Regions from separate parts of the Homo sapiens genome. Here region 2 is linked to region 1. A link is an interaction called in ENCODE POLR2A ChIA-PET data of the cell type or tissue named here. Cell type or tissue: PC-9. All regions are shown on one strand. Links, peaks and the distances in the headings refer to the core of each region. The heading gives the core; the rest is flanking DNA.

Region 1 (7,489 bases), core at 1,637-4,136:
AGGCTGAACTGGAAGAATAATGGAGTTTGAAGAATACAAATGTTGGCCAGGTGCAGTGGCTCATGCCTGTAATCCCAACACTTTGGGAGGCCAAGACGGATGGATCACTTGAGGTCAGGAGTTTGAGACTAGCCTGGCCAACATGGTGAAATCTCGTCTCTTCTAAAAATACGAAAATTAGCCAGGATGGTGGCACATGCTTGTAATCCCAGCTACTCGGAAGGCTGAGGTGGGAGAATCCTTTAACCTGGGAGGTGAAGGTTGCAGTGAGCTGAGATCATGCCACTGCACTCCAGCCTGAGCTATAGAGCGAGACTCCTTCTCTCAAAAAAAAAAAAAAAAACAGTCTTTGATAGCTTTGCTACTTGTTGAATACTTAACAGATAGAATGTTTATATTTCTTCAGCTTGTTTTCAGACTGAAATAGATCTTTTGAGTTAGACAGTATTTGTCATTTGAGGCTTCTGCCCAGGGCAGTGTTTATTGTTCTTATAAATAATGTTAATTACAGCCAGTTATAAAAGTTAGTAGAGAAAATTAGAAATACTCATGTAAAAAATTTTTCAGTCCCCTGATGAAAAGGCTATATCCTTTGTAGCATCTGTACTTTGCAATCAATGCTAGTAATAATAGTCACATGACCACATTAATTGCTTTGTCTGTAGTCTCCACCAGTGTAAGACAAAGTAGAGGCACAATGTAAGGCTTTTTACCTGTAAGACTAGTAGCCATTAGAGGTGGGGAATTAATGGAGGTGAAGATAATTTAAAAAGTGATTAAATGAGTAGACATGATACAAACTGAATTTACCTTTGAAAAGATGTAAGGTACCTTTTCTGCAGTAGGATAGGATTTCATGACAAAGCAGTCACATTTGCCTAACTCTGATGCAAAATACTTAATTTATACAAAGCACCAGAGCCATTACCTCTAATGATTTATTATTGGGAATTTTTTTTTTTTCCTAGGAGACAGCCTAATGGTGGGTCTAGCTATTGACAAGAATAAGATGGTTAGTTTGTTCTAAGGAACAAGGCAAAAAGAAGTCAGATAGAACAGGTCAGATTAAGGAAAGAGAAAAACTGAAAATTGAAAGTTTATAGAAAAAAGCGTAGTGTGCATGTAGGGAAAGAAATTGGAGTGAGACAGGAAGTAGTTCACCTACACTTTGTTGTTTGATGTAATAAGGGAGTGAAATGGCAAGTCTTCATATATAATTGGCTTTGCAAATAACAAAAAATGGACTTCAGGTGAGTTACAACACATGCTTTGATGCTATATACCTATGAACTTGAATTTTTTTAAAAGTCAATAGAGTGTAACAAGTATAACAAAGAATTAAGCATAATTATTTTTGATAATACCTGTGTCTAATTACAATTATATTCTGATTGGATAATAGTATACAAAGGGATGGTGTGGGGATTTTTTAGGGTCTTTCTGCCTACAAGGGAGAAAAGTATAGCATTATTTGTAGGGATACATGATTACTGACTGACTACTCAGTATCCCAGAAGATTGCTGGGTGAACTAAAAAGTTTGAGGAGAGTTTTCTCTTGAAAACTCAGAAGAGAAAAGGATTGGGACAGAAAACTACACCTATATTAATGTTTCTCAAATTGTGCTCCTATGGAACCCTTGTGTCCATTGCCTCAAGCAGTACTAAGATGCACTGCTAAAATTGTACTAAGCTTTTCTTAATTTCTGGAAGAAAATTAAGATAATATGCTTTTCTAAATGTTTTTATTTAAATTATTCTAAAACTTTGATAAGTGTTAATAACTCATTTTTACTATAATCTGGTATAAGGTATCTGATTTGGCATGTAATTATGTTTTTAGTTATTTTCTATTTAATATCAGTTCCTTTCCTTTCCTTACTATCTTTTCCTTTCCTTTCGTTTAGTTTTGTTTCCTTTCGTTTCCTTTCCTCCTTTCCTCTTTTCTTCCTTTCTTTTTTGAGATGAGGTCTCACTGTGTTGCCCAGGCTTGTCCTGAACCCCTGAGCTCAAGCAGTCCTCCTGCCTTGGCCTCCTAAAGTGCTGGGATTACAGACATGAGCCACTGCGCCTGGCCTAATACCAATATTTTCTGGTGCTTCTGAAAGGGCACAATGATGTTAAGTGCTTTGCCATGTGACCTGGCTTGCATTCACTCGTCTTAGTACATAGACTCTCCTTAAGTATTCTTTGAGGCAGTATACTAAAATAATTTACAGGAGGCTTGGAGTCCAGTAAAAGCATAGGTGTTAGGATTAGTATACCCAGGATTCAAATTCCGTCTTTGCCATCTACTGGCTTTGTAAGTTTAGACTTGCTACTTGAAATCTCTAAGCCTTGAGTTTTTATTTTTTTTTTTTCCTCTTTAAATGGGATGATAATACCTACTTCGTAGGATTATTTGAAGATTAATTGAGATAATGTATATGACATGCTTGAACATAGTATCTGGCATATGGTAAGCACTCAAAAAAATGATTCTTTTGAAAATTATTGTGAGTAACTGAAGAACCCTAAGCTTTGGGCATTCCCTTATTCATAATAGTCGGATTTTCAAGAAGTCAGCTCTATCTCTTTGCTTTACTTATTGTTTATCTTTCTGGAGTGAAATGAAAGAATAGGTACATCTATTAATGTCTAACCATCAACAGTTAAAACTTTAAAAATTGTTAATTTTTTCAATGTTCAGTAACTCATTTGTTTATCAGTAAACAATGCTTTTGCAAATCTAGGTCCACATTGGCAGTAGTAAAACTTGGGGATATTTTACATAGTCTGTAAAATATCCCCAAGTTTTACTACTGCCAATGTAGTACAATATTTTACAGACAATATTTTACAGACTATGTATGCCCAGCCTTTGCATTCTACTATTACAAAGCTTGACCCTATAGGGTCCAGCAATATTCCCCAACCACATGTCAGTTAGACATGTTTATTAGACTAGATTATTTTTAATGCCTTTGATAGGAGTTCTCTATGCAGTTTTAATAAATTTTGCTCTTCTACTCAGTCTTTGGCGTTATTTCTGATCAAAATCCACTAAGTTAAGGACAGCTACTCAAATATTAGATTTTTTTTTATTTATTTTTTATTTTTTAAAGTCAGGGCCTTGCTCTGTCTCCCAGGCTGGAATGCAGTAGTGTGATCATGACTCACTGTGGCCTTGACCTCCCTGGCTCAGGCACTTCTCCTGCCTTAGCCTCCTGAGTAGCTGGGATGACAGGCACACAGCACCACACCCAGCTAATTTTTAAATTTTTTGTAGAGACGGTGTCTCATTATGTTGCCCAGGCTGGTCTCAAACTCTTAGGCTCAGGTGATCCTCCCTTCTTGGCCTCGTGAAGTGCTGGTATTAAAGCATGAGCAACTACATCCAGCCACTAGAATGTATTTTCAAGGAAGTACTTATAGAATAATAATATTTGAGTGCAGCTGTGTCTTCACTAGACTGTGTATTCAGATGACTGTATATTTCACATGACTATACAGTCATCCTTCGATACCTGTAAACCTCCCTCGGATACCAAAATCGTGGATGCTCAAATCCCTGACACAAAATGCATAGTATTTGCGTGTAACCTATGCACATTTCTCTTATATGCTTTAAATAATCTGGTGTGTGTATATATATATATATATATATATATATATATATATATATATATATATATAAAATACCTAATATAGGTAAATGCTATGTAAATAGTTATACTGTGTTGTTTGGGGAATAATGACAAGGAAAAACGCCTGTACGTGTTGAAGACAGAGGTTTTTTTGTTTTTGTTTTTTTCTCTGAATGTTTTCAATCTGCTGTTGGTTGAATCCACATACACAGAAGCCATGGACATGGAGGGCTGACTCACAGTCTCCTCATGGGCCAGAGGAGTTCATACTCATTGGTTCTATCAAACATTAATCAAATGGTTAAGAATTGTGATTTTTAGGGCCAGGTACACCTGTAATCCCAGGACTTTGGGACGCCAAGGCAGGATGATTGCTTGAGCCTGGGAGTTCAAGACCAGCCAGGGCAACATAGCAAGACCCTGCCTTTACCAAAAAAATATTAAAAAATTAGCTGTGTGTTGTGGTCATAGTCCCAGCTACTTTGGAGGCTGAGGTAGAAGGATCGCTTGGCCCTAGGAGGTCGAGGCTGCAGTGAGCTGCACCCCAGCCTGGGACAGAGCGAGACCCTGTCTCAAAGAAGAAGAAGAAAAAAAAGAATTGAGACTTTTTTCCACACGAAAAGCCTGTTCTTATTTGATATGACCATTTATTATTTACAATTTTTTCATATTTATAACATTATAAACACTTTTAAAGCTATAAACATTTTCCTTCCATTTTTCTGTTGTAACTATTAAAAAGCAATACATAATAGTTGCTGTGCGTAGCTTTTTCTTGGTACTTTTGACTTACATCCAGCATCAAATAAAAATATATACATTAATATTAATAAGATCCACTTAATTTGGTTTACCAAACTTTTTGAAATATTCCTTACCAGGAGGTTCAGCAACATCAGATGACCATGAATTTGATCCATCAGCTGACATGCTGGTTCATGATTTTGATGATGAACGAACATTAGAAGAGGAAGAAATGATGGAAGGAGAAACAAACTTCAGCTCTGAAATAGAAGATCTTGCAAGGGTAAATAACATGTAGAGCTAGGGTATGAATTGGTTATGACTTTTTTGTGGAAAGGGAAGATCTGAAATTTTGATTCTCTGATTAGGAGAGAAATTGTGTTATATATTAATGACTGAAAAATTTTGTGTGATCATAGGTGGGATATTTAAAGTTTGAAATGAAAGGATTTAAAAACAATAACTTTATTATGTGCAATAACAGAATTCACATAGTTACTTTGGTAAAACATAGACTGTTAAATGATTCTGCTATAAAGGTCTGGTCAAAAATGGACTATAAAAGGATTCTACACGGCCTCATATATCCTTTGTCCTTCCCCAGTTACCATATCTTTTACTTATTCTCCTTCAGAGCCAAAAATTCTTGAAGTATCATTTTCCATTCACTACATAAAGTGCTCTAGATTATCTCCACTACATAAAGTGCTCTAGATTATCTCCACCTCTTCCTATCAAGGTGACCAGTGAACTTTCCTTGTTACATCCATTTTTATATTCACTTTTCTCTCACTACCTTACTTTTTCTCAGCAGTATTCAATATAGTTTAACATTCCCTTCTTTTACTTGAATTCTGGAGTACACCACTGTCTGGTTTTCTTTATCTTTTTGTTTCTATTCAGTATCTTTTGCAGACTCTTCTTCCGTTACTCAAGGTTTACATGTTGGCAGTTTGTGATTCTCAGTTTGGACCTTCTTTTTTTCTCTCCTGTCTCTGTCTGGATCAGTGCTCCTCAAAATGTAGTATGAGGGTCAGTTGCATCAGAATCAACCCTGTACTTATTTTAAAAAGCAGATTTTTTGGACCTCTCCCCCGGCATACTGAATCAGAATCTCTGGAGGTGGTGTTCAGATCCACATCTTCATTAAGTAAGTTGGCATTATATGTACACCAAATTTGAAAATCACTAAGCTGTGTGATTTAATTTATTCCCTTGGTGTGTATATCCTTAGTATTCTTTAGTTTATATTTCTAGCATTAACCTATTTCCTGTCTCCAGTTTTGTTTGTCCACCTTGACATTTCTGCTTGCTTAACTAAATGGACATCTCTAAATTATAAATGTCCAAAACAGAACTATTGACTGTTGTTTTTTTCTCTGCTTGTTCTTTCCCTGTCCTATCAGTAAAAAGTGGTACTACTATTTACCCTGTTGCCTAAGTCAGAAACCAGTGAGTCATTTTCCTTCTCTTTCAATATCTTATTTCTAAATAAACCTATCATTTGTATCCACAAGAATATCCCTTAGCCGACTCTTGATCCATTGCTGCCTAGATTACCATTCTTTCTAGCCTAGGCTATTGCAGTAGCTTCCTGACTGGTTTCCCCATTTCCTCTTTTACCATCTTTCTCCTGATACATTTCCACCCAGCAGCTGTGATCTTCTTTTCAAAATGTAAATCAATTAATATCAACCTCCCAGCTTCCTGTTATATCCAAAGAAAACCCAAACTCCTCAACCAGGCCAGCAAGGCCACCTGCATGATAATGGCCTCTTACCCATGTATCACACTACCTCTGTTATAGCCACACTAGCTGCTTTTGTTGTTAAATAGGCTAGTTTCTTCTGCTTCAAGGGTTTTCAGCTCATTCTCACTCTCTGGTATATGCATCCCAAGGCCGGCTCCTTATCCTCTGGGTTCGGTGTTGCCTCCTCAGAATAGCAGCCTTTCCTGTCCCCTAATTAGGTTTTAATTAGTTTTTTGTTTTATTTTTATTTTTTTTTAACCACTGTCCCCTATTCAATGCTTTCTTTAGTGTTAGGACACAATTTGTAATTGTTTGTTTAATTTATTGTCTGTACCTCCACTGGTTTTGAGAAGATGAAATAAAATGACTGTTATTCACCAGTGTATTTCATGGTACCTTGCAAGAGTGCTCACTCAAAAGTATTGTATGAATGAATGGATATATCAGTCTGGTATGTTCTAATAAAATATATCATGCATATGATTTCCTGTACTCCATGATAAAAAGAACATAAGAAATAAGACATAGTGCCAGTCTTTAAGGATTTGGAATACATAATATCATGAAAAATGAATGCTTATACTTTTATGGTAATAAAGACCTATGTCTCATAATTTTAGTTTGTAACTTTTTAAAGTATACATTTAAAGAGCTCAAAAAGGAGTTCTATTACTGTTTATTGAAATCTTGTCAGGTGTTCCCATTGTGGGATTAGAGCTGGCTTTGGGATTAGATCATTTAGTGATTACAGCTGACTTAATCCACAATGTCTGAATAATTTAATGTGTCAAAGGTGTATATTGGCTATCACAAAAGTCTTTCAAGAATGGGTTAAAAAGCATATGAAGGGCTGGGCATAGTGGTTTATACCTGTAATCTCAGTACTTCAGAAGGCCAAGGCAGGAGGATTACTTGAGGCCTGGAGGTCAAGACCAGCCTGGGCAACATAGTGAGACCACCATCTCTGCAAAAAATTTTTTAAAAAGGTTAATTAGGCATGGTGGCATGCACCTGTAGGCCCAACACTTCATGAGGCTCAGGTGGGAGGATTGCTGGGGTCCAGGAATCCAAGGCTGCAGTGAGCTATGATAGCACTGCTGCTCTCCAGCCTGGGTGACAGAATAAAAATGTTACTACTATTTACCCTGTTTTATTTTTCAGAGACTGTGTGTCTGAAAACAGGGCACTTGAAGAACTTGAAGTCAGAACTATTGTTTAAAAGTAGGAGGCTGGGAAGCGATTCAAAAACAGTTATAAGGGAAACAGTTGATTTAACAATCATAGTCACTTCATGTATTTGTGAAGTGAGAAGACAATTATTTTCAGTTTGCCTATATTCAGAGAAGATCTATCACTTTATATTTTTTGCTT
Region 2 (7,489 bases), core at 3,341-5,840, 110 kb after region 1:
AATGTAATCTCATAACGTAATGTTGCAAAAGCAATATGATTCAAATACTCAGCTTTCTAATAATCTGGCTTGATCTAAAAATAATATATTTAAAGTATATAGTAAACAAATAAACAATATCTGGTAAAGCCAAGGCCAGGAAACACTGTGTTGCCCCTAAGAGAGACAGAGATACTAATGCTCCCTAAAATTTCCCATTATTTATAGGGCAAATACATAAAGGCCATTTTTGTTTTGCAGCCCCTTCCAACATTCATTTCCCTTCAAGTCTGCCCAAAGGTTTCCAAGTAGTTCTCTTTCTGCCTCCCAGGTCCCTCGGAAAGTCCTCTAGAATACAGCCATGAACATTTAAAGACACTGCAGTGAACACACTTTACTTTCCCTACCCCACACGAAGTCAAAATTCACGCAATCCCAGAAAAGCCTGGAATAAAACCTAATTGCTAATTAATTAAAAAATAAAGTTTCTTATATGAACACTAAAGTACAGGAATTTTACCCTCAGAGAGCCACTATGTCTTTCTCATCCCCAGTAAGAACTTTCTTTATTCCCCACTTTTTCTCCTATGAATTGACATGCCAACATCAGTACACAACTGTTAAAGCTTTAGATTGCTACTTACTTTTGAATCTAATTTTTGTTTTACGTATGCACCATTTGCTGCTGTTAGGACATCGTTTATCAGAATAAAAGCATATCCTTCCAGATCAAATGCCAAGTCAGAGCTGCAAAACATAAGCAACACTTTAAGAACAACTTAAAGAACATGCATTTAATTTTAAATAGATATAAGCTAAAATATTTACAAGAACATATTCTCATCTAGGGAAGTGAATATTAGGCATTTTATCAGCTACTAGTATTTCTTGATTTCTGGTCATAGTTTGCAATTTCACCTCAATAAGGGATTCCTCAGAAATAAGAGGCACTAACATTTAAACACATAATTAGCAACGGTCATTCATGTCATTTAATAGCACACCGCTCTGCATTCAAAGCCAGATGACAACAAGCACCAAATTACCATTAAGTACATCTGTGAAGCAGGCAGAAGCAGGCAGAGCTCAATTTCATAGACAAGAAAACCAAAAGGATGAGGCCATTAACAAGTCATTTTCTGAAGGTCCACATGAAAGGTAGGACTATCTTGCATAGGTAGTTGGGCCCCTGGGTGAAATTTCTGAAGTGTGGATCATGGTTAGTTCTGAGATCAAGCTAGAACAATGTCTAAGCACATAGCAGGAACTCAAATACTTAAACAATAGCTCAATGAACCTGTGAAGTATAACTTGGGGGTTTAGGGAAACTGAAAATTTCTGGAACTTAGAGTACCAGGCACGAGATAAGAATTTAGTAAATTAAACAGAATAAATGAAAATCTGAGAAAGGTATGCCTTCAGCATACTTCAGCACCCTAGCTAAAATAGTGGCTGCACAGACTCTGATTTTGCAGAGATACTGTATAGGAGCCAAGACTTATCTAATGAGTTCTATGCCACTGCAATTTTAGGCAGGACTAACTTAATGCACACTCCCTACCCCAAGCAGTCTAACAACCTTCTGACTGACTTCAGAGGTCTGAGTTCCCTTCCTTTCAATCTTTTTCCAAGTCAAAGGGTCTAACCAGATAAGGCTGGTCCAGACAGTAATCCTTTTCAGAAGTTTTTGTAGACACAAGAAAGCCCTGAGGAACCCCTGTTGTTTGGTACAATTTTGGGTCCCATCAGCTTCAAGGAAATGTTTCAAAGACTAGCAGGGCACCTCTAAAAAGAAAGGTAGGAGGCTAGCATAGAATTTTTCTCCAAGGGGGGAATATGACATAGAAGGAAAAGCAGTTAGCTATATAGCCAATTTCTAGTAACCAATTACGCCACTCTCTTTTTTTTAGAATGAAATTTTACTTGGAGATTGGACTTGTAAAACAGGACTGGACTGATAATATTTTCTTCCACCTATACTACAGGAATGTGATGAAGGTAAATGAGTCAATTCAAGAAGTACACTGGAACTCCTGGATGGAAAACATATGTCTGGCAGAATGTGTGGCATTAGTAAATACATATATGCATGCCCTGGGCTGATTAAAATGTTGTAGAAGACTTCTAGCATCATTATAATTTTCTAGGTCTGTGGGTATACATTTTCCTCATGTATTTTAAAACTAAAACTTAAGAAAAATGGGAAAAGCTTTAATAACCTAATAGAATATCTAAGTTATGGCATTTGTGACATATCTTATGTGAGGCCAATTAAAGCAATGTTATTGTTCATTATTCGAAAAGGCAAGCAAATGTTTCATAGTCATTTTCCTCACCTCACAGAAGAGGAGACATGCTTTTCTTTAGCAGCATGCAAAATTAAGGAACGCCAGGCCAGGCGCGGTGGCTCACGCCTGTAATCCCAGCACTTTGGGAGGCCAAGGCAGGCGGATCACGAGGTCAGGAGATCGAGACCATCCTGGCTAACATGGTGAAACTCCGTGTCTACTAAGAATACAAAAAATTAGCTGGGTGTGGTGGCAGACACCTGTAGTCCCAGCTACTCGGGAGGCTGAGGCAGGAGAATGGCGTAAACCTGGGAGGCGGAGCTTGCAGTGAGCCGAGAGCCCACTACTGGACTCCAGCCTGGGCGACAGAGCAAGACTCCGTCTCAAAAAAAAAAAAAAGAAATGCCACATGGTTTATAAAAACACACAGGCTCTGAAGAAAGCCACAGATTCAAATTTCAGCTCTGCCATTAGCTCTGTGACCTTAAGTAAGTTATTGAACTTAAGTTTTAGTTTCTTCAACTATAAAATAGGAAAATTATACCCATACCTCTCAGAGGTGTTGTGAAGAATACATAATAAGATGTGTAAAATGCCAAACATATTGTGTGGCACATGCTATGTGCTCAGCACAACGACAGTAACAAATTCTAAATTACATCAATTTAAATTTTAACAATCCCAAGAATCTTATTTTTGTCAACCTTTATCTTAATACAGCCAAAAAGATTTAACCTTTTCAAGAGTCTTCTAGATGCTTTTCAAAGATATAATTCTTATTTAGGCAATAAAAAATTGTTATTGATAAGCAATCATTTATTATCAATAATTATTGACAATTTATAATGTGCTAGTCATAGGCCCACATCTTACCTGGCAGCTACAAAGGCTCCAATAATCATTGCAAATACAGTCATTTTAATACCCCAAGAAAAAGTCTTCCTACAAAACAAAAAATTTTAAAATACACACATGACTTTATTCCCACACTCATTTTACAACAGAAGCAAAAAATGGGATATGCTTTCTCAAAAGCTATAAACAATCGTATTTTAAACATTTCTGAGAAACTGATATTTAAAAGAACCCCTTTGATAAAGCAAAAATTTATTGTTATATAAGTTATTACACCCACTTTTAAAATTTTCACCTATTGTCATTATTAGTGAGTTTGAATTTTTGTGAAGCAGAATTTCTTTAACAGAAAAATGTCACATTCATTTGGAGCTAGACATGAACACTATTTAAAACCTATACCTATGATTCTGATCCAGCTTCTCCCGGTGGCAGTAGTACAGAAATTCTAGAAAGTAAATCTCACGTTCAGATAAGATTTTCAACTCTAATTCATAACCTTCCCAACTACCACTCCCACAAACTATCAATTCCAGCAGCCAAGAGAGAGGGTTGCTTAAACTTCTCAAAAGGTAAGGTAGGAACAAGACAAATAATTTAATATCTCACATATGCTGGGCACCTTTTCAAGGTGATTTAAAGAACAGATATATTAGAAACTTAGCTCACTTGAGTAAAACTCCTTCAGCAAACATTGTAAACAGGATGGAGAACCTTCTCAGAACTGTAAACATTGGCAAGCTGGAAAAAAAAAAGATAATTAGGTAAAATAGAATTTAACAATTTGTTTTAAACTAAGATTTTCCAAATTGGTAGTTAAAATAATGCTATTCTTCCATTATGGAAATTCCATACAAATTAATTTATGGTTAAACCCCTGCTTCTCTCTAGAAGCAATTCCTACTTGAAAGCCTACAACAGTTGCTTTTAAAAAACTACTAGAAGTGAGAAACATTAAATTAACTACAAAACTTTATTCTAATTATGCAAAACCCTAAGCTGTAAATATGTCAGTTTTTAATAGAAAAAGGCTTCCTTCTCATTTTTTCACTAGTCTGACCTCCCTTCCCACCCCCTAGACCACCCAAAAACCATCTATGAAAATCTTACCCCATGAAATGCCTTGACTGTCCTTTTGTGGATGTAATTTTGTCTTCATCTAAATTCCCAGAGCATTTTGCTTGTACTAATCAAACATACAGCCTCTTGCAATATAGTTATTTCTGAATATATCTTATCTCACTCCAAAGTGCCTTATACTTAGCTGGCAATCAAAGATAGGTGTGAATGAATGGTTGGATGAGATGGATGAAAAAAAGCAAACTCTACACAAGCAGCACTTTGCAGAAGGCCTGCATTTCTTTCCTGGTGGGTAATGAAATGGAAAAAAATGTCCCACCCATGATAAATCTGACTTCCTTGGAACCCTCTTCAGAGATATCATCTCGGTCATTCTGTCAGGTTTCTCGGGTTTTAAAGGAAGAAATGAAAAACACCTTGTCCTTGATGCTCAAAAATCTCTCCATTCTATTTTACAATGCCAGGGTTTTAGCTTGTGTGGTAGTGGTGAAGCCATGGGGTTTCTGTTAAATGTTTTCTCTATTTGTGTCATTTTAATACCACACACAACCGATATGTACACTACAATAAGAGCAGAAGCCAGAAACCGGGAGGTTAGAGGGAAAGACAGTGTTACCATGGAGAGGAGAGCTATTGCTTCTTTCTGAAAATAAGTATGTTGCCTCTACAGTTACATGCCATGTGTAAGATATTAATAATATTTTTATCAGGGTTCTAGCTGATGTTACCTTACTTCACATTAAAAGAAAAACTGCAAAAGTTCTTGTGCCTACCCTCTAATTTTGCTGTGTGGAAGTTGCCTAAAATATTTATGAACTATACTAAAGAACTGAAATCCCAGAAGCCTAGTATATATCTTCACTATTGTGGCTCTAGAAAAATAATAAAAATTTCCTATCATAGCATTTTATAACATTTTAAGACTTCTAACATCAAAATGAGGGGTAAAAAAACAAAAACAAAAAACTCCTCTTTCTCTTCAAAGAAAAGAGCATAAACTATAAACTAAAACCTTTGGCACCACTTTCATTATTTAGTAGTAATAGAAGCTTTCTGGTCCTTTCATTTTTTTCCAGAATCAATAACAATGTGTTAAATATTTGACATTCAAGTACAATTTTAAGAATACATTATATTAACCTCACTAGTAAAATAAAGTTATCCATACTTCAGTTTCTTTGTGCTGAACAGTCCCGTGATTTGGTTCCCAAAATATAGTAGAGGTAGTGGAAACGTCTAGAAAATTTAAAAAGGGATAACAAAACTCAATAATAAAGATAGCTAAAACAAGGTCCTTTCAAACAGAAACAATTTTGTTTATATGATCAAAATTTTTTCCACTTAAAACGTAAAATTAGTTATCATACACAATTTTGACACCCAAACACCCAAACAAAACTTATGCTTGGATAAACAACATTACTATAGCAGAAAGAAAGGGAGGAAGGCAGGGAGAAAAGACAGAAATATGAATATGATCAATGTGAGACAGAAACATCATTTGCTGTAAAATATGATAATGTATTAGAGCCCATGGCTCTATTGTCAGCAGAAAAAGTAAAGGCATTTCATCTTCGTTTGGAGTCAAGCAGAGGCAGACAGTATAAAATAAGCCCAAAGAATAATGAATGCAGGATACACTGGCTAGATTAGATGGATAGAGAAACTGCAAAACTATTGTACTCTCAACAAGTGTGCATTAATTAAAAACAGAAGAATATTCCTAGGTTATTTTTTCTCTTAAGTTTAAAGAGACTGTAGGCCTTCTTTGACACATATTACTACTTTTATTCTTTACATTCATTATAACCACTCTAGACTGGGCAATTTTGAGGCTGCAATTTTTAAATACGCAAGGCACTGATAAAATATGTTAATACATACTGACTTCATTTCACAAAATAAAGTATCGCTTTTCTTCTTTTACCTTTCGAGGTACATTTCTGTCAAGGTCAGGAAACTTGACTACTCTGAGCGCCTTTCCCACCCAGAGAACTGCCACTGTGGCCACCATCTGTAAACAAGAGAACACAGATTCACTGTTCTACACATAAAGACACACACAGAAGTTCTAACAACATAAACCACGTAATGGTGAGGATTCCAACTAACCTGGCCAAGTCCAACACATAGTGAGGAGGGAAATCTACAAAAAGGGCAAAGAAAAAAACAAGATCAGAACAAACCTAACTTAGCTCCGTGAATTCAATTTGCACATCGGCAACGTTAATAAGGCATTCCGATACAAGCCACATCAACGTCCGCCCCTAAATCAAACAAAAATCTTGGGAGAAAACTCTCTGCCTGTTGGTTGTCAGTCCACCCCGCTGATGTAGCCTCGGGCGGCCGCTTGTCCCATCTTGTCCGAGTCTACAGTTTCAGTCCGCTGCCTGCAAAGGATTTCTCAAGGCAGTGCAGATACAGATCTCTGCAACGATTTCACACACCTTAAAAAAAAAAACAACCAACTTCTGCCTCTGGGTCCCAGTGTTAGCAAGGGAATAATTGTCTGCTGGGTTGAGGATGCGTACGTCCCCAGAGGCTGTCAGCGGGTGCAGGGGACACTGAAGCCCCGGCCCCCTGTCCAGGCTGCGGAGGAGGGAGGCTTCCCTCGCTCTCCTCCCTGATCGACAGGCATAACGGCTCAAAAGTCACCAAGCAAATCACTTTGCTCCATCTCTCTGAAGGGCAGGGTTTTCGGGGCGGTGCGCCCAGGGCATGGCAGGCGAGCCCCAAATGTGCCGGGCCGGCCGGAGCTCCGCGCAGGGAGCGGACCCCTGCCACAGGCCCGCTCGCCAGGCCGGCTCCGCTGCCCGGGCCGCGCGCGTCAGCCGCCCGCCCTCCCCAGCTCCCGCCCAACTTTGTTCGGCTTTAACTTTGGCAGTCAAAGTCCAGGGAGCCGGCGCCGCGCCGCCGCCGCCGCCCGCTCCTCCTCCGCGGCCTGGGCCGCCGCCGCCTCGGCCCTACCTGTAATTGGTGAGCACGCTCTTATTCACCACCACGATCAGGAAGGAGCTCACGCCGTAAAAGCCGGCGGCCAGCAGCTTCAGAAACACGGTCAGCGTTTCGGCCGACGCCATCCCCAGCTCCTCCTCATCTCGGAGTGTGGAGGATTTCGCGGGGGCTTCTCCTTTAACCCGAGCATGCTGACGTCTATGAACTTCCGCCATGGCTGCCGCAGCAGCGGTGGCCTGGCGGCGGGGCCTAGCGGCTCGGGGGCCTGCAGCGGCAGCTCCCAGGGGACTCCAGGAGTTGGGGACCGCAGACTAGGCCAGCTGCGCGCTCGC

What was found. ChIA-PET counts read pairs that join two places held together with the same protein. Peaks named below come from ENCODE experiments on the same cell type or tissue, not always from the same donor. Only the 100,000 strongest peaks of a DNase experiment are listed, where the experiment ranks them.
Region 2: POLR2A ChIA-PET joins it to region 1 with 6 read pairs; 13 of 35 experiments call an interaction of 5 or more read pairs at or near these places.

What each region holds. Positions count from the first base shown.
Region 1 is chr1:66,941,645-66,949,133 of GRCh38, forward strand. It overlaps MIER1 (MIER1 transcriptional regulator), which reads left to right. Exons shown (of 14, transcript NM_001077700.3): 4 at 4,506-4,651. Among named protein-coding and RNA genes, the nearest start is that of MIER1, 20 kb to the left of the region's middle. In PC-9, for the core only: no CTCF peak of the experiment used is centred there; a DNase peak (open chromatin) is centred at 3,197; H3K27ac peaks cover 1,751 bases.
Region 2 is chr1:67,046,642-67,054,130 of GRCh38, forward strand. SLC35D1 (solute carrier family 35 member D1) reads right to left here. Exons shown (of 12, transcript NM_015139.3): 1 at 7,170-7,489; 2 at 6,315-6,348; 3 at 6,130-6,216; 4 at 5,371-5,438; 5 at 3,792-3,863; 6 at 3,141-3,209; 7 at 624-726. The coding sequence starts at 7,372. Among named protein-coding and RNA genes, the nearest start is that of SLC35D1, 3.8 kb to the right of the region's middle. RefSeq lists silencers at 6,922-7,131, 7,422-7,489. In PC-9, for the core only: no CTCF peak of the experiment used is centred there; no DNase peak of the experiment used is centred there; H3K4me3 peaks cover 247 bases.